Regions from separate parts of the Mus musculus genome. Here regions 1 and 3 are each linked to region 2. A link is a loop called in an ENCODE intact Hi-C map of the cell type or tissue named here. Cell type or tissue: gastrocnemius. All regions are shown on one strand. Each heading gives the region's core, and the rest is flanking DNA. Links, peaks and the distances in the headings are about the cores only.

Region 1 (6,108 bases), core at 627-5,626, 73 kb before region 2:
CAAGTAGAGTATTCTACACACAGCCATGATAGAATAGCTTTGTGTGCTAGAAGAATTGCATCAAGTCACCATGATGTGCCTATGAAACATAAGTGAATCTATGTTGGGATTTGGATTCTACCCCCAAAATTAAATTTCACTTCATGCTGATATTCCAAACTCTGAACACCGGTTCCAAGCATTGCAGCAAAGGACACTCACTGTACATCCATTTGTTTTCAATAATCCTGGTAACCCCAACCGTCCCAGGGTGTTCCCTGGATTTCACTTGCAGAGCAGTTTTAGTGTCTTTCTTTAAATTAGGCTTAAACCCATTTCTTTTTTATTGCTCCTCACCACTGAGTAACACCCAGCCGTCTCTCATGTGATCCTGGTCTTAAACTCCTGCATGTGTGTAGACAGTATTTCTGCACACCAGTGTTCCATGAGCAGTTGCTTTCAGAGGCAGCATTCCAAATGGAGCTGTGCTGCTGCTATCCCCTGAAGCCTGGGTTACACATGCCTCTCTCGGGCACAGTGATATGTGAACTAAAAATCAAAGTTCAGGCTGGAGAGACAGCCAAAGCATGGTTGCTCTCGAGGAATTGGGTTTAGTTCTCAGTACCCACATGGTGGCAATAACAATCTTTAACTCCTCTTCCATGGCATCCGAGACCTTCTTCTGGCCTCCATGGGCACTACTGTACACACAAGGTACACACACACACACACACACACACACACACGTAGGCAAACACTTTTACACATAAAAAAATTATTTTTAAAAAAACGAAAAAAGAAAATCCATACCCTGGGCTGGGGCATTGGGAATTACTCATGTCAGCGATTTTTGCAGTGTGAAGTACCTCCATTTCAACTGTGTATAAGCTATGATACTTTTTACCAATCCCAATTTTTCTTACAGGTTCTTGAGCCTCGTTTTAATGTAGAAACTATGGCCCAGTTACTGAACATTCCACCAAATAAAACCTTGTTGCGCAGACATTTGGCGACCCATTTCAACCTTCTGATTGGTGCAGAGGCCCAGCACCAGAAGCGAGATGCCATGGAGTTACCGGATTATGTACTGCTAACAGCCACTGCCAAAGTGAAGGTTGGTTCAGGATTTTGGCATTTAATCATTGTCCGACGTTTGCAAAGGCCCCATTATTCCACTTTCTAAGATGTACTCAGTTTTATTAATGAGTTTAAAATATCTGTATGTACACATATCTATAAATTTCAAGCCCAATTAAGGGATTGCATGTTTGAAAGTTTCTGCTGAAGTCATTTGTGTTATTAGAGTCGAAGAAGATGTGGTCAGCTTCTGTTGTCAGTGTATTTTGCCAATGCTGAGGACTCTGACGTGAGTCCAGTCTGCCACTGCAATGTTTTTGCTTTTCCCGTTGGTAAAAGGAGAAGTTAGGGTGAAAATAAGTGAGTAGAGAACATATACCTTGCAGGCGTGTGGTCTGCGCTTGACCCCGGGACTGCTGACAAGCAAATGGACCAACAAGAAGGCTTAGCTCCTGAGTACACCTTAGCTCCCGTGGTTTCTAAGTCAGAGAAATCTTAAGAACAGAGCCAAATCTCCTCCAGCCGGTGGGTAGCTACCATCATGGTGGTCGAGCTGTGCAGTTTCAGCTAGTGCAAGATTTACTCAGGGCACTGGCAGCAATACACCAGGATCCATAGGAAGGTTTTCGGGTTTCTTAATGTAAAATGTGAGTCAGCATTCCTTTCCAAAAGAAATGCTCTGCAGATAAACCAGTATATCCTCTATAAAAGAAGCCATAAAAGAGGATAATTGGAAAAAATTCAAATGAAAAGTATCTGCTATGCAGATTCATGCAGGCCATCGTTGGCACATCACCTGAGGATGTAAAGGCCAAGAAGAATCAGAAACCAGAAGTTAGGATGCTCAGAGAGAGCAGGCTGTCAGGGCTGCCAAGGGAGCAAAGAAGGCTAAGCAGGCATCAAAGAAGACAGCAAGGGCTGCTGCCAACATCTCACAAAGGCTACACCTGAACAAGAGATTGTGAAGGTTGTTGCTCTGTGGGTCGGTGGAAAATGCTAATTTAATAGATCAGAATTTTAAATGAAGATCCATCTTTAATTCAAAAAGGAAGAGAGTCAAAACCAGAGGTTGTGATACCTGCCTGTAATCCAGCATGCAAGAGTCTAAGGCAGGAAGACTGCAAATTCAAAGATGGTCTGAGCTATATATTACAGCGTGGGTGGTTTTTACTTGCCAAGGTTTGAGGCTTGTGCCAAATTCAGATTCCCTCTTTCTTCTTTTGAGATACTCCCACATCAACTTATCTGTATATTATTTTCACATCCTTAATATGAAGACAATTAATGAGTTCTCCTAGAAATGTATGCTGAGCTCTTTTTGTTTTTACCCTGTCTGCCTTCCTAGCCTTCTCCTGGGGGACTGTGTACTGATTACGATGACATTTCTCCCCTAAAGATCAGTGGACTCTTTCTCTCCAAGGGTGTGAATTCTTTTCCACTCATCAGTCCTACTATTAAGGAGAACAGGCAAATGAAGTAACCCCAGCTTTACCACCTGCCTTCCCTTCCTGTCTCCCTCCCTCCCTACTTCTCCAACTTGGGATGAAACCTAGGCTCTTAACCATATTAATCCAGTGCTCTAAAATTGATGGGTACACCCCAATCTGCCACTTTTCAATTTTTTTATTTTTATTTTATTTTTTAATTGTGAGTCATGCTCTTGTTAAGCTGCCCAGGCAGTATTTAAGCCTGTGGCTCTCATGCCTCAGCTACTGAGTAGCTGCAGTTGCAGGCAGGCCCATGCCACAAAGGCCCAGTGAGGACCACTGGCTTTCACTGATCTTAGACTGAATAGTTTTGCAAAATTTGGCTCATCCCTGAGAGGAATTCGATTGCATTAAGTCCTGTCTAATCCTAACAAAGGATTTTGACATGTCCAGCCTGTGGCATAACGGTGAGATTGACCTTTTGAGAGTTACATCAAGACAATTTATGATATTTGGGTGTGCTGATACTATGTCTGGGGTGCTTGTGGCTTTCCCGTGATAATTTGGTCATTGACGTTGCTTCCCCTGTATGGTGAGGTGAATAATTATCTTATAGGTGTAATTAGTCCTTTGTTATAGGGATTTTATCCTATTGTATTTGTTTGCTTTTAAAGCCGAAGAAGCTGACCTTTAGCAACTTTGGGAATCTGAGGAAGAAGAAACATGAAGATGGAGAGGAATATGTTTGTCCGATGGAGCTAGGCCAGGCATCAGGTAGCTCCCAGAAGGGGTTTAGACCTGGCTTGGACATGCGCCTGTATGAAGAGGATGATTTGGATCGGTTAGAGCAGGTAAGGTGCCCACAGTCATGCAGACACTGCTTGGAAGCCTTGCACACTGTCACTGAGGAAGGGTGCTGTCTTCATGTGCCTGAAAGTAAAAATAGCAAAGTATCCTGAATAGCTGCCAATTGCTGCGCGCTTCCAGGCACTGTCCTCAGCACCTGACGTACTTTATTGCTGGTGCTGATTTGAGACCTTAAAAGTGTCGCAGTAGGGAAGCTGAGGCACGGAGTCACTCTTGTTCCTGCTGCATTCGATGCTGTGTACATTCTTTCTGTTTAGACTGTCATTCAGTTATCTGTACTCTTGAAATTGTACAAATGAGCTTGTCACACTGTGGTCTGTTCATGGCAGATGGAAGATTCAGAAGGGACGGTGAGACAGATAGGTGCATTTTCTGAAGGCATCAACAATCTCACGGTGAGTGTGTACAGTGAGTGTGTGCAGCAAGTGTGTACTGTGAGTGTTTGCAGTGAGTTGCAAATGTTATTCTAACAGCACCCAAAGCCACAAACACCTCCTTGCATGTTGGAGGCATGTGCTAAGCTCGGGACTCTGTGTAACTCCATGTCCCTTGTTTTTCAGCACATGTTAAAGGAAGATGACATGTTTAAGGATTTTGCTGCCCGCTCCCCGAGTGCCAGCATCACAGATGAAGACTCCAACGTTTGAGCAGAGCACCTGGGCAAATGCCAGGAGCACAGATGTCATTTTCTAACTTGGTTTCTCGGATAGTGAATACAGCAGGTGACAGGTTGTGCATTGTTTATTGTTTGGTCTTCTGCTCACTCAGAAGGAGAACTGTCACACGGAAATGGTGCCAGTTCTGAGGATACTGAGAAAAAAGACACTGGTGAACGGAAGTGCGCTTGCTCTGCCTCTATTTAATGTAAAGTCTGTGACATATGTTGCATTTACGATTGGGTGTTTACCAGAGTGCTTCGCTCACATCCCCAGGAGGGAGGATCTGGCCACATCAGTGTTCACTGCAGCCGTCTGAGCGGAAAGAGCTGCTCCCCAGATCCAAGGCCACCATGCCAGCAGCACCTCCACTTGCCTCTCACTGTCTTATTTTTATATATTTTTCTAAATACGTGTATATATACAGTATACAGAAAGCAGAACCTTTATTTTGTGACACAAGGATCAAAAGATCATATTAAAACGAAGAAACCCCAATATTTCAATGATCATATACCAGCTGATTCCTGAAGATACCAGAGTCCCATTTTTTTTCCACTGCTGAATTTTAACAGTGTTACCATTCAGGCTAAATTCTACTTGATAAACTTCTTTGGCTCCCACAAAAATTGCTGAGCAGTTTGGAGCTTGGACTTTAATCTTGACTCCATTTGCTTTATAATGAAGAATTTTAGGGTATTACCACATCAACTTGAAGCCTTTGGATGCACTCATATACCCATCAGAAAAGTTTTTGTTAGAATAACTTTGGAAAAACAAAAAAAACAAACAGAACCTTTACATCTTAAGTTTCTTTTTTTTTCCCTTTGCTAAACTCATCATTATGTTGAACTAAGGAGTCCTGCCTAGCCATGTCGATTGTACCTTACACTCAGACTGTCAGCTGATGGGGCTTCGTATTATTTCAATCAGAACCCAAATATTTTAAAGCTGTAGAACATTTTCTAATGGCTATCCTGTCCAACAGCAGGTTGCTCATGTTTTCTGTCACACAGGGCCCAAAGGCTTTTTGTAAAGAAAATAGAAAGCTACAAAGCAGCTGTTGAGTGGTATGTGTCTATGAGTGTTTTCAGCAGGGTTGGAGACAATCTACTTTTCATTCAGGGCTACTCTAAATGAGATCCCCTGTGTTCTGGACAGGAGCTTAGACACTGGGGGACAGGTGGACAGGTCACTTTACAGTGATAGATCTGGTGATAGCTATTTCCAAATGTCAGCAGTATGCCGTTTTTATGCTCTGCAGGTTATAAAGCTGTTCATTGTGAACCTTGTAACACTGCTGGTTATTTCTAATTAAATTATCAGATGCTAACATGCTCCCATTCATGATTTCATGACAATATTGGCTTCTTCCTGTATTGGGGTTTTAGTTTAACATGAATAAATACCACCATTTGAAAGCTCAGTTTGTTATTAGAACCTGGTTAAAATACCAGCAGACTGTTACAGATGCCAAATATTCTTTATCAAGGACAATGTAACAACTGATGATATGTGATAAAGTTAAAAACTTTTGATTATATATTTTATTTACAAAAGTATTATGCAAAGTTTGCATTACCTTATGAGAGGAAATAAAGTCAATTGATAATTGCCTTGTGTATTTGTCATTGTTTCTTTGTTCAGAAAAACAAAGTCTTCATTTCTGGTGGAAACAGTAACTGATTTTTGTTTGTAAACTTGCACGTTTGATTGAGTTTTTTTGAATCAGACAAATTGAGATCTCTGCTTAAGAAGTACATATAAAAGGAAATGCCAGCAACCTGCCTGGGGAAGGAAGGGTCAGAACAGATGCGTCAAAAAAGGGAAACAGAAGAGACACAAGCTTAGAGACATTGGTTGGAGAATGTAGGAGTCTAACCCATACATTCACGTGCTGGTTTTATTTTGACTAGTTTTTAGAAACAGGAGCCACATCCAGGAAGAGATCAAATGTAGCCTGTACATAACCTGGAGTAGAGCAGGTGTTTTGTGTGAAATTGTCATTTGTCACTTGGCAAGCATCAGGAATCTGTGAGCACAACACACCCAGTTGACAAACGGGGCCCTCCCTCACATGTTTGTCTAGCCTCGGGTCTATA
Region 2 (6,108 bases), core at 746-5,745:
TGCAAGCAAACCCAACATTAATAAACGTTTCTCTTGACGGGAGCTTGCACTTACTGCGCTTGGAGGGATGGGATTGTTTACTTAGCTGCCTGTCCTGAGTTTCAGAAAAAGACCTCTCACCTTTTTGCCTAAGAGCATGCAGGATGAATTGCACACGCTGTTTTGATACTGCACAATTTACTCTGTGCCCACCGGTGGGAAGTGAAACCAACCCGAGCTGGTTAAGATCTAGAGCTGTTTACGAACATTATTTCCTCTGGTTCACCGGATCTGCACACGCAGAGAGGGCATGATGGTTGGATGTTAAGGACCGTGGTTGGCAGTGGGGAGAGTAAGCAGCATGAACCGGGACCGCCCAGGTGCTGCCACCAGGGTGAGATCTGTCTGCACGGCTGGATGGATTTAATGGCCTTGAGGCTCTGGATGGAGAACGCTGGGTTCACCCTCACATTTGGAAAACAAAATGGAACAGTTCATATGCACCCAGGCACCTGTAAAGAGCCGTACCTTCTTGGTGTTCTTCCTCCACTGCGCCTGAGACTCCTCCCACCTACACAGCTTCTGCTGTGGCTTTGCCTCTGTTAGCTGCTTCCGCACTTGTCTTCTGCAACATAATTTTTCCTGGAGCAATCCTTCATTTCACAAGGCAGAAAGATTTGGGCAGAAAACATTCTTGCTTGTGTGTTTAGCCACTGAGTGAGATTCCCCTGCGTTAGAGATGAGGACCTGAAGTGGACCGGCTGTCCTGCTTGTTGTCAGGAGCCGAGGCTGAGCCAGCTGATGGGTACATGGACTTTGTGCTGTAGGAGGGTTGTAAACGTGCCTGTTGTGTGTCTCTGTAGAGGAGTGGGGACACCCTTAAAACAACCAACTTACTTAGCTAGTATCTGAAGCTGATGACAACACATTTATCCATAATTAGTTCAGCTTAGCCATCCCCATTTATATGCGGCAACTGAGCATATAAACTGCCTTCCGATGAACCTTATCCTTTATACCTGTGTCTGTACCAGGAGCCTCCTCTCTGAGGAAAAATGGCCTACCCATTCTGTGAGGAGAAAGCCAAGGGATGAGTCCGTACTCTCTCTCCTCCAAAGACTTATTTTAAAGGTATTTAAATGCACATCTGTATGATGGTATGGCGCAGGTATGCCAGTGCCTGAGGACGCCAGAAGAGGGAATCAGATTTCCTGGAGCTGGAGTTACAGGAGATTGGAAGCTGCTGTGTATGTGCTGGGAACTGAACTTGGGTCCTATTCAAGAGCAGCCAGTGGTCTTAACCAACCAGCCCTGCTTTCTTTCCTGCTCATACCCCTGGAAGGTGTAGTGGTCTTTTAGCATTGGTGGGTTGCAATTTGGACTGTCCCTGTCCCCCGTGCATTTTCCCTCCTCCCCCAACCCCGGGCACAAGTCTTAAGTCTTGGGAACTTCCTCAGCTGGTGAGGGTTTTCAGGAAGGTTATGGATCATTTAGAACATGGGTCTCTTGTCAAGGGGTGATGTAGTCACAAAGGGTGAGACTTGAAGGCCACACCTGGCCGCTTCCTAGTTCCTTCTGTCTCTGTGCCTCCCGTTCCATTATGGTGTGACAGACTCCAGCCCCTGCCACCAAGAACTGCTCTTCAAGTGCTCCCTGTCACAATAGGCTGAAATCCTTTGAAGCTGTGTGCCAGACGTCCTTCTGTGAGTTGTTTCTGTCAGATATGGGGACCACAGTGACGTGAACGTAATGACTATGGCTGGGGATTGGTTCCAGGTCTGAACATAAAATGTCACGGGCTGCACATCACTTCAGCATCAAGCTGCATTTTAATGCATCTCGAATTGCATGTAACAGAACAGAACGCATGTGCTCTTTAGGTAGTTATTGCAATCTCGTCTAAGGGGGATGGATGTCTGCACATGTCCAAGACAGATGCAATATGTCATTTACATTTGGGTCTGAAGCTGCTGGCTGGATGCAGGCATGGCATCTTCAGATGCGGAAGACTGAGTTCAGTGAGGCAGGTATCCTGATCCTGGCCTCAGGCCCACAAGCAAGATTGGTCCTTGTCACCAAGAGCCGCCTGTTTGGAGTTGCTTGTATCTGTGGATTCCCATTCCTGCCCTGCAGAGTGTGGAGTCCTGGGTACCAGAGTAACATTTGAGAAGTCACCTCTGCAGTCACCAGGCAGAATGGCTCTGACTGGAAAACTTCAGGACACCTTCTACCAGAGAGTGTCCTCCCATGTCAAGGCCAGAACTGACCTTTTGGTCTGCGTCTTCCTTTCAGATCTAACTTCAAACTTGTGGCTGTCAATTCAAAGCTTTACGCCATCGGTGGGCAGGCTGTTTCTAACGTGGAATGCTACAATCCCGAGCAAGATGCGTGGAATTTTGTGGCTCCCCTGCCAAACCCTCTGGCTGAGTTCTCTGCCTGCGAGTGCAAGGGGAAGATTTACGTCATTGGCGGATATACCACCCGAGGTGAGTGAGTGGCAGTCAACTGCTTTTGCATAAGCTGCAGCAACCTGGCTGGGTCAGGACTGGCTAGAAGAAGCTATGTATCTGAGTGAGATTTTATGCATCAGATGCTATATACTCGCCTTTTCTTAAAGATGTGAGCCCCGAGGCAGGATGGATTAGGCAGGAAGGACCTTTGATGACCTTATTTGAGCATGGACATTGTTCACATGGAAGAGGGAATTATAGAAGATTATGAATGTTCGTTGTGCTTCTAGAAACCCAGCCTTATGGTCAGTACCTGGAACCTGCCCATTTTGGAGGTTTGGGTCACAGCTTGGGAAAAAAGGGTAAACTGAGTTCTCTTCTCTCCCCAAGAGTTAAACCCACCCACCAGTGCCAAGCCAGAGCTAAGTCTGGCTTTTGCTTTACTAGATAGATACCCAGAAGGCCAGTTCTGGGGGCCCGTTTCTATGTCCCATGGAGGTGATAGGGTGTGAGCACAAAAGAACTTTTTAGACCAGATGGTTACACCTGTGCAGAGTGTTCTACTGTTTGCATGTACACATCTGTGTGATGGACATTTTATAGGAGTAGTGTGGAAAAGAGACAGTGCCCAGGTTCAGTGCTGCTGTGTGTAGCAGAGAGATCCCAGGCATCAGGGTAGAGAACATCATAGCTACGTGAGGGGGTGTTTCTGGGTGCAGGGAAGAGCCCTGTCCTTTGTCTTTGCCTCCCTTGAGGAGGCTGCCACCAAGTGGTCTGTTAGCTAAGGGCATTTACATCTGTGTTTGGTGTGTCTGGTGTGCAGAGCCCGTAGCTGAAGGAGAGGAATAACTGGACTCTTGGAGTTGCTTGTATGTTTGGCATGCAGGGGCAGACAGAGCTCGCTAGCCCTGCTGATCACTGCATGAGGGAGACTCTGGGTCTACAAGTGAACACAGGCAACTGTGTAAATGTCAGACACCAATAAAGTATTCAGATAGGTGGCCCATAACTGGGTGTGACTATGCACTCATGTGATGCTAGCACTGGGGAGGTACAGGAAGTGGGACCAATACTTTAAGGCCAGCCTGGGAGATGGTAGAGCAAGAGGAAGGGAGAGAAAGCTCTCAGCAGGGCGTCTTCCTCACCTCTTCACTCTCTTTCTGGTGGCTTCCTCATGCATGTCTGCTGTCTTCATGTGGCTTCTCCTGTAAGTCTCTACCTCTAATACGGATGCTGGCAGTTGGGTTTGTGATCCAGATCCATTTTTTAAATATATTTTTTATTAGGTATTTTCCTCATTTACATTTCCAATGCTATCCCAAAAGTCCCCCATACCCTACCCCCTACTCCCCTACCCACCCACTCCTATCTTTTGGCCCTGGCGTTCCCCTGTACTGGGGCATATAAAGTTTGCATGTCCATTGGGCCTCTCTTTCCAGTGATGGCCGACTAGGCCATCTTTTGATACATATGCAGCTAGAGACACAAGCTCTGGGGGGTACTGGGTAGTTCATATTGTTGTTCCACCTATAGGGTTGCAGATCCCTTTAGCTCCTTGGATATGTTCTCTAGCTCCTCCATTGGGGGCCCTGTGACCCATCCAATAGCTGACTGTGAGCATCCACTTCTGTGTTTGCTAGGCCCCGGCACAATCCCAGATCCATTCTGTTTAGCGTGTTTACAGCCACAGATCTGTTTTCAAATGAGCTCTCTCTGGTGAGCTGAGGTTGTGGATTGGACCTGCTTTGGGAGTGGGGTGCGGGCTCTACTCTCTGCAGCTGGCCTATGTAATTGTGCCTCTGAGAAGAGGCAGCAGCGAGGGAGGAGTGTGATGGAAGCCATGGACTATTTTCTTCCTCAGATGCTGTCACTTCCCAGTGGCCCCCACTAGGAATCAAGATAATTTGTCTTTGCTAGTGCTTTGCACCATTTGCACTGGGGCTCAGTACAGCATCGATTAAGTTCACAGCAATGCACGGCAGCTGACACTCCTGAATCCTACATCCTTGCTTCTGTTTTTCTAGGAAAGTAACTAGCTAGATTGTTTACCTACGGACATTTCTTCTTTCTTTCACGCAACATGGTTTGTGTTTTGAAGCCAGGTCTTACCCTAGCGCAGTCTATGGTGTAGAACTCTGTAGCTCAGTCCCCTTGTCTGAGCCTCCAGGTGCTAGGATTCTATGCATGAGCCACCACCGTGTCTCGGCGAGCTATTCAGAATACACTCTGGTTGACATGACACACGCTTGTGCCCCGGCTTCTCTTCCACACAGGAGCTGCTGGCTCCTGCTGGGAGCACTGTTCTTCTGGTAGATTTCCTGGCTCTTCCATGACCTTGGCTCAGCAAATGGGTTGTAGATTTGACCTGGAAAACCCTTCTTGTGTGTTTTGAGCTTCATGGCCACCACTAGCGTGCCTTCTTCACTTGGGCCACCCAGGATGATGTCCATCCCGGATTCTCCATGCCAGAGACCATTCTGTGCGGTCAGAGGTGGACTGGATGGGTGTTTGTGTTCTAAGCTGAGAGGGCTGGGCACTGGCTGGCCTCTCTAACCCTCCTCTAGCCTGGATTTTCCAGCACTTCCTGATAGTTCCTGTAGTTCCCATTATAAACAGCTCTTCCCAATTGTTTGGGGGAAAACAAACAGACAAAAACAAAAAAACAAACAAAAGAAGAAGAAGAGGAGGAGGAGGAAGAAGAGGAGGAGGAAGAAGAAGAGGAAGAAGAAGAGGAGGAGGAGGAGGAGGAGGAAGAGGAGGAGGAGGAGAAACCAGGACTTGAGTTGGATTCCCATCCTGTTGACTTCTTAGATGAGATTTTTTAAAAATTCAGTAAATAATGGTTCATGACTTTTTGTTGTTTTGTTTCGGTTATGACACAGGGTCTCTGTTATGTAGCCCTGACTGCCTTGGAACTTGCTGTACAGCCCAACTCACAAAGACTCACCTGACTCTGGATTAAAGGCGTGCATCACCACACCCATGACTTTTATAATAGATTTTGGTTATTTTCATTCTTTGCCAGGCAGTAGAGTGATGGAGACACCAGCTGTGGTTGCCCATCCCTGTATTCTTATCACGTGGAAGGCTAAGGCAGGATTGCTGCAACTTTGAGGCCATCCTGGGCAACATAGTGAGTTCCAGGTCAGCTGAATGCAGGCTAGAGAATGAGCTATCCCAAAATTAAAAAACAAACAACAAAACAACAGGCAGAAATCCAGAAGGAAATCCTAGCAACCCTAAAGGGCAGAGGAATCTGTTTTAAATGTGAAGACCCAAAGATTGTCTCACCAAGTCAGGCTGCCTGAGCCAGGGCTCAGCGAACAGGGGGAGCCAGTTTGTAGCAGAAGGCCCAAGAAGGCCTACAGGATGTTGGTATGAGGGGAAGAGATTGCTGGTGACTCAGCCAGGTGTCCTGGGTAGATTAACCAACCCCTCCTTGTCTATCTTCTAGAGTGACACCTCATTATTTAATCTCTAAGCAGACCTTTGAGATGACCAGAAAGGCAGGTCCCTAGGGCTGGAAAGCTTGTGGGCACAGGGACCAGCATACACTAAGGACCTGCTTTTCTTTCTCTGCTAGCGTGGACTCAGATTTGGCTCTGGGGCTTGTCTTTCTGTCTGTACCTCCCCTTCTTAGGCAAGGTCTTACTTTGTAACCAAGGCTGGCCTTGAGTTT
Region 3 (6,108 bases), core at 627-5,626, 82 kb before region 2:
TCCTGGCCTCCCCCAGAAGTGTCTGTTGCCAGGCCAGAGCTGACTTACTGCTCTTATGGGAACATTCTGGACATTTTATTACTTTGAAATTGGGGATATTCAGTGATGACAGAGGTAACTTCATGGTATCTGAGGGTTCTCCATCAGAGTGCTTTTAAGAAAAGTTCATTGTCTGCCCATGGGGAATAGTGTGAATAACGCCTTCAAAAAAAAAATAAAAGTACAGTGCTTTTTAAAGTTGGGCTAGGAACATTTTCAGGGCACCTATACCCATTGTGGCTGTGGAGTGAGAATGGATCGACCCCCCTGGGTTTCTCTGAGGCTCTGTCATCTTAAATAAATTAAGATAAATTACACTCTTCCAGTTGGACAACTATTTCCAGCTACTCCTGTGTCCTTCTACGGCAGTACTTGATGCTTGTAGGCCAGTGCTGCTTATCATAACCCGTAATCACAGCTCTGCTTCATAGAAAACTCAACTTCTGCAACTTCTGCAAATCCTTCTGGGTCTCTTCCCCTGAATTTTTTTTTTGAACAAGTGTTATTTTCCTTTGTAATATGTAAAGTTTCACATTTTGGAAAACACCAGCCCTGTCTTTGGTTGTGGCTGTTCTCCAGGGATGGACAGTTGAAAGAACTTATATGATGCATCTGTGGAAGTCTGCAGTGGCAAGTGTGGATGCTGCTCTTTCCATGCCAAATCAAAACGACTGACTTTATATCTAAAGAAAATCTCACACATACCTGGCCACTCTTTTTCCAGTGTCTAATACATAATAGGCTGAGTTGGTCTCCCCCTCACCCCTTGAGTTAGGATCTCAGCCTGGTCTGGCCTTGAGCCTTTTGGGTGCTGGGATTATGAGTGTGCACCACCACGCCTGGTGACTCATTCTTTGAAAAGAATTGCTAGTCCTCTGTAACCGTGTGATCTAAATGGCAAAGGAGAAGGAGAGTTAAGAACAAAATGATATAGAATCTTAATTTGACCTCGAATAAAATGTGAGAGAATATGTTCAGGGGAACTGGGTAGTTTTAATATGTCCCACTTGACCCATTAAATTGGGCCTCTGCAGACTTCAGGTGTGGGACTCGAGAGTGAAGTGAGGCTCAGTAGTTCTGATGCCATCTGCCTGTGAAAGTAGAGCCATCTTTCAGGGCTGAGCTTAGAGCAGGCGAGCTTGCTGAGGGCCTAAGCAGAGTCTTGGGGTGCACTGTGGGAAGGATAGAAACTAGGGGCTACAGCAAAGAAGAGACAACCAGGCCACAGATCTAGGAGCAAGTCATGGCGAAAGATGTTAGAGGAAGAAATGAGTCTCACTTTGTAGCCCAAGCTTGTCTCAGAATCGCTCCTCCTGTGCCGGCCTCCAGGCCGGGGATTTACAGGTGTGTTCCACCACACACAGCTCTGTCACACACTTAACCTCAGAGGCCAATTTTAAGCTAATTTACTTTATGCAGGAGAGTAAGCTTAGGGGACATACACTTACATTTTTGTACTTCAGGGAACTTTCTGGAAGTCACTGATTTATAGACGCAAAGGGGAAATCTTTTTTTTTTTTAAGATTTATTATTATACATAAGTACACTGTAGCTGTCTTCAGACACATCAGAAGAGGGTGTCAGAGCTCATTACGGGTGGTTGTGAGCCACCATGTGGTTTCTGGGATTTGAACTCAGGACCTTTGGAAGAGCAGTCAGTGCTCTTACCCGAAAGGAGAATTCTTAAGTTGCTAAAAGCAAGAAGGTTTATATATTATTTGTACTCACGTGGTCTTATTCTATCCTTGGGACAGCTGAGACAGAAAAAGAGACAGCTGAGCACCTGAATTTGGCTGGTACATCTCGGTCAAAAGGTTCCCAGGGAACCAGTCCATTCCCAATGTCTCCACCATCTCCAGATTCCAGAAAGAAATCCAGAGGCATCATGAGACTCTTTGGGAAGTAAGTGGAAGGAAGGGCAGGTGGAGGACCTGACTTGTGTGCTGTTCAGGTGCAGAGGACAATGGGAAGTTTGCCTGGGCGTGGGTACCAAATCCCAAGGCTTTTTGAAAGAAAGACTGATAATGGGATGCATATACTCATTGGGCCTTGGTTAATATTTAAATTCAAATATCTGGACTAATGACATACAAAAACAAACAAACAAAAACCTTATGATTAACCACCAAGTCAGAAGCCTCCTCAGGTCTAACGTATGACCATGTGCGTTGTGTCCTTAGACTTAGAAGAAGTCAGTCAACTACATTCAACCCAGATGACATGTCTGAGCCTGAATTCAAAAGAGGAGGGACAAGGGCAACTGCAGGACCCAGGCTTGGTTGGTCTCGAGATTTAGGACAGTCCAACAGGTAAGTATACCTGTGATGTCACTATTGGCTGAAGTCCGACTTACTGCTCTGTCTGGGAAAGTGACTCTGCTTGTCAGTAGTTGGTGACAGCTGTGTGGGTGAGAGCAGTGTGAACATGTAAGGTGTCAGGATGGTTCTGGGGCTGAATGTTGATGTAGGTACAATTATGTGGGAAGTCTCAGAAGGCATAGTCTTGTAAAGGTGGGGCAGCCGAGTGGTCAGGAGATGGTTCTAGGGGCTGGGCTTGTGGCATAATAGCAGAGACCTAGTGTGGCAAACATGGGGTCCTGGTACCAACTCCAGCACTGAGAAGTGGAAGGGGAGAAGGTAAAAACTATGCTCTGGAGTCAGACTTCTTGCTCTCCAAACTCGTGTCCACCAGGCAGGTGACCTTGAGCTATGCCTTCATGCTCTGATTCACTTTCCTCTCACCACAGAGGGACCTAGCACCTATCCTTAAAGGTGATTGTGAGGACTGAGTTGATATCTGTCTAGTAACAACTGATCAATAGACATTAGCAATTTGATAGAGCCTTTGAAAGTGCATAAAGACACATTGTATCAGAATTCCTGAGCTTATCAAGACCATACATTGTTCGACCGAATTAATAAAAGCCTTGTCATACTAGTTGGGGAAAAAAGCTATGTTTCACTCACTAGGAGTCCAAGAACTTTCCTTGTGCTTTATTAAAACCTAGGTGGGTTTGGAGCTAACCATACTGACCTCCTGAGCATAAGAGGGCGGGGTTGGCAAACTTACAGAACAAGGTGTTGAATGCAGAGCCTTTTAAAGAGTAATCAGCTGGGAACACAGACTCCCACACAGGTGGAGCCCTGGACATGGGTTTCATCAAGAAGTTCCCTTTGGCCTTCAGATAACAGATGTTCCCACTTGCCATATGTCTCCTTAAGTACAATAAAGAACTCCCTTGTGCTATTAAAAAAAAGTTTTTGTCATGCACACACAATGTAAATTAATATTTTTTAAAAACTTAGCCATGTCACTTTGAAAATTTTTTCAAGCAGCAAAGCTGTGTAAGAAAAAGAAAATAGAAACTTCACTTGGAGTGTTCCTTCCTGTACTTAGCAGGGGCACATTATCTCCTCAGTGATTCTCTGCTAGAGAGAAACCATAATTCTGCTGAAATGAGTTCATAGTGCGCTTGAATTTCTTTCTGCCAAGCAGTATTTTCAGTTTGGGAGTCAGCTCTTGGGATAGTTTTTTTTTGAATGTGGAAAACATAACTTACATAGTTATGTAAGTTAACTGGGTTGCTTTAGGTCTCCTGGTAGGCCAGCAGCCTTGGCTGTAGCAGACCACCTGTGGGGCCTTCCAACTGGGGGCTCTTCACAGAGGCAGAGAAGATGCTGATCTGTTGCCCTGGCTGCAGTAGATCTCCTGGGAGGCCACTAAAGACTGTAGGGTCTTTAGTGGAGCAGTTGTACAACGGCTCTGAGTGCAGCTGATCCGCACATAGCTCATCTTGGTGTTTTTCTGTAGAAAGTGTTCTCAGTAACTCCTGTTGGTTCTTCCACAATTTCTTTTGAATTGAAAACAGGGATTTTAGAAAGTAACTTTCCAATCTCGAACTGAAAATTAGGTTTTTCTTGGTTAAATGTTTGTTGCCAGGGAATTTCCATATTGATTGTATGCACAGTTGCTCAGTACTGACTATACGCTGCAAGACTGGGCTGTTTCTCATTTCCTACAGTGACCTGGATATGCCATTTGCCAAATGGACCAAGGAGCAGGTGTGTAGCTGGCTGGCAGAGCAAGGCTTGGGGTCCTACCTGAGTTCTGGCAAGCACTGGATTATATCTGGCCAGACCCTTTTGCAGGCTTCTCAGCAGGATCTGGAGAAGGTAACTGTTCCCATTCTCCTGTACGTAATAAGAAGAGGGGGGTGCGCATGTATAGCTGGAAATGCAGCTCAGGGGTAGTGCGCTTGTCTGACGTGTGAGAGCCCAAGGTTCAATCCCCAGCAACACCTACCCTCAGCCAGAGTCTTGATGTAGTATTGATCCTTTATCATCCTGAAACAGAGCCGGCTGAGTGGAACCCGTAATGAAAAGCATTAGCTTATGTAATTATATAGGTGCTATAGTGAATAGACTTCATAAAATGGATACAGTTCATACATCTCACTCATTTTGTAAACACACATTGACATATCTTTTTAATATAATATATGCAATTCAACTTCACAAAGGAATACTTTATATATTTTATGTTGTAATTCTCAAACACTGTACACAAAATAGAAGTCAAATCCCATTATGCATTCAACAGTTTCTTTCTTACAAATAAAATGAATTTATTTAGGCAGTGTCTAACATCCCACTGAGCCCATTGTGGTAGACTTGGGCCTTTTCTTCAGCAATGCTGTCCTGGCCTGAGGTTCATACTATAATTCAATATAGACTGGGTTATTAGCCTGAGGTAGTGTTCTAACTCAATGCAGGGCTGGTCTTGAAGGGAAGCTTCCTGGTGGAGGGTTCTTTGCTGGTGGATCCAACCCTGATGGACAAAATTCTAAGGCTCTGTTTATTGTTTCAGGAACTTGGCATCAAGCATTCACTGCATCGTAAGAAGCTCCAGCTGGCCCTGCAGGCCCTGGGATCTGAAGAAGAAACCAACTATGGGAAGCTAGACTTCAACTGGGTTACTAGTAAGAGGCCTTTATGCATGAAGAAGAATAAACATTGTCATATTTTCTCCTTGACAGTTAGGCAAGTTCATAGCTTGATAACGGCACTGGCTTTTCTCCTTTAGGATGGCTGGATGATATTGGCCTCCCTCAGTACAAGACCCAGTTTGATGAAGGGCGGGTGGACGGTCGAATGCTGCACTACATGACTGTGGTTAGTAGATCTCTGTTGGGGTGTTTCCTGTGAAGTGATGTTGTAACAGTTGGTACAGCTCTGAGATAATTAGAAACTTAAGCCAGGCAAAACTATATTTAGCCTAAGCTATCTAGAGGACTGAGGTAGTCAACAAGGTGAGTTCTGAAGTGTACACGTGGATGTTTGCGTTTTTATGGTGTGTGAGTTCTGTCACAGAATTGCTACTAGATAGAAAGGGTTGAAGCCCTGGTCATTTCTACATCACGCGTTCCAGAGTTACGAAGCTCTAGTTTGCCCTGGTGTGCACAAGGACCAGCCTCCTCCCTTGCCTTCCTTCGCACGGCTGCTCCCTGAAATCCTCTTCACATCAGTCCCGAGGGCAGGGGCTGCGGGGTTAGAGGAGGCGGGAGGCTGAACCTGCACTGCTCCCTTCTCTACTGGGTGTTTTCAGGCTTCCAGCCAGCGTAGGAAGACCGTAGGAAGACTGTTCCTTATGTATAACAGCAGGGGAGATGGCTGCCAGGAGAGCCTTGTTCTGGATTCCACAGTGTGATTAATGTTTTATAGAAGATCCTTTTATTTAAAGAACACGTTGTCAGGTAGGGAGCCCCATAGGTGTTTTCTTTGTTAAGTAAGGGGAAAGTTTAACCTGCTAATTCCATATTTTTTTTTTCATTGTGAAAGGAACTTGGAGCTGAGTTCATGGGATTTGTATTCTTTTATCATTGAGCCAAAGTACTTGCAAGCTTGGCGGGGACATCATGTAACCTTGCATGAGTGACCATAATGAGCTTGGCATAGTTTATAGCCGCTGTCTTTTTTAAGAACCACATTTATGGATTCTCAGTAACCCTTTAATACTATTACATCTCCATTCTTGAGACTAAGAGACAAGGAGCTGAGAAGTTGGGGAATG

The links. Peaks named below come from ENCODE experiments on the same cell type or tissue, not always from the same donor. Only the 100,000 strongest peaks of a DNase experiment are listed, where the experiment ranks them.
Region 1: it touches region 2 in a loop (2.1-fold over the local background); 10 of 42 quality-filtered maps call a loop at or near these places.
Region 3: a loop joins it to region 2, with 2.9 times the contacts of the local background. A loop is called at or near these places in 12 of 42 quality-filtered maps.

What each region holds. Positions count from the first base shown.
Region 1 is chr6:147,026,404-147,032,511 of GRCm38, forward strand. It overlaps Ppfibp1 (PTPRF interacting protein, binding protein 1 (liprin beta 1)), which reads left to right. Exons shown (of 31, transcript NM_001355728.1): 28 at 905-1,093; 29 at 3,158-3,334; 30 at 3,680-3,745; 31 at 3,911-5,622. The coding sequence ends at 3,997. It also overlaps the pseudogene Gm35876. Among named protein-coding and RNA genes, the nearest start is that of Rep15, 3.1 kb to the right of the region's middle. In gastrocnemius, for the core only: no CTCF peak of the experiment used is centred there; DNase peaks (open chromatin) are centred at 3,408, 4,014 and 4,288.
Region 2 is chr6:147,099,295-147,105,402 of GRCm38, forward strand. Klhl42 (kelch-like 42) reads left to right here. Exons shown (of 3, transcript NM_001081237.1): 2 at 2,272-2,465. Among named protein-coding and RNA genes, the nearest start is that of Klhl42, 11 kb to the left of the region's middle. In gastrocnemius, for the core only: a CTCF peak has its summit at 3,190 (motif pointing left); no DNase peak of the experiment used is centred there.
Region 3 is chr6:147,017,241-147,023,348 of GRCm38, forward strand. It overlaps Ppfibp1 (PTPRF interacting protein, binding protein 1 (liprin beta 1)), which reads left to right. Exons shown (of 31, transcript NM_001355728.1): 21 at 1,794-1,941; 22 at 2,220-2,348; 23 at 4,061-4,211; 24 at 4,906-5,017; 25 at 5,122-5,210. Among named protein-coding and RNA genes, the nearest start is that of Rep15, 12 kb to the right of the region's middle. In gastrocnemius, for the core only: no CTCF peak of the experiment used is centred there; DNase peaks (open chromatin) are centred at 3,715, 4,144 and 5,593; H3K27ac peaks cover 343 bases.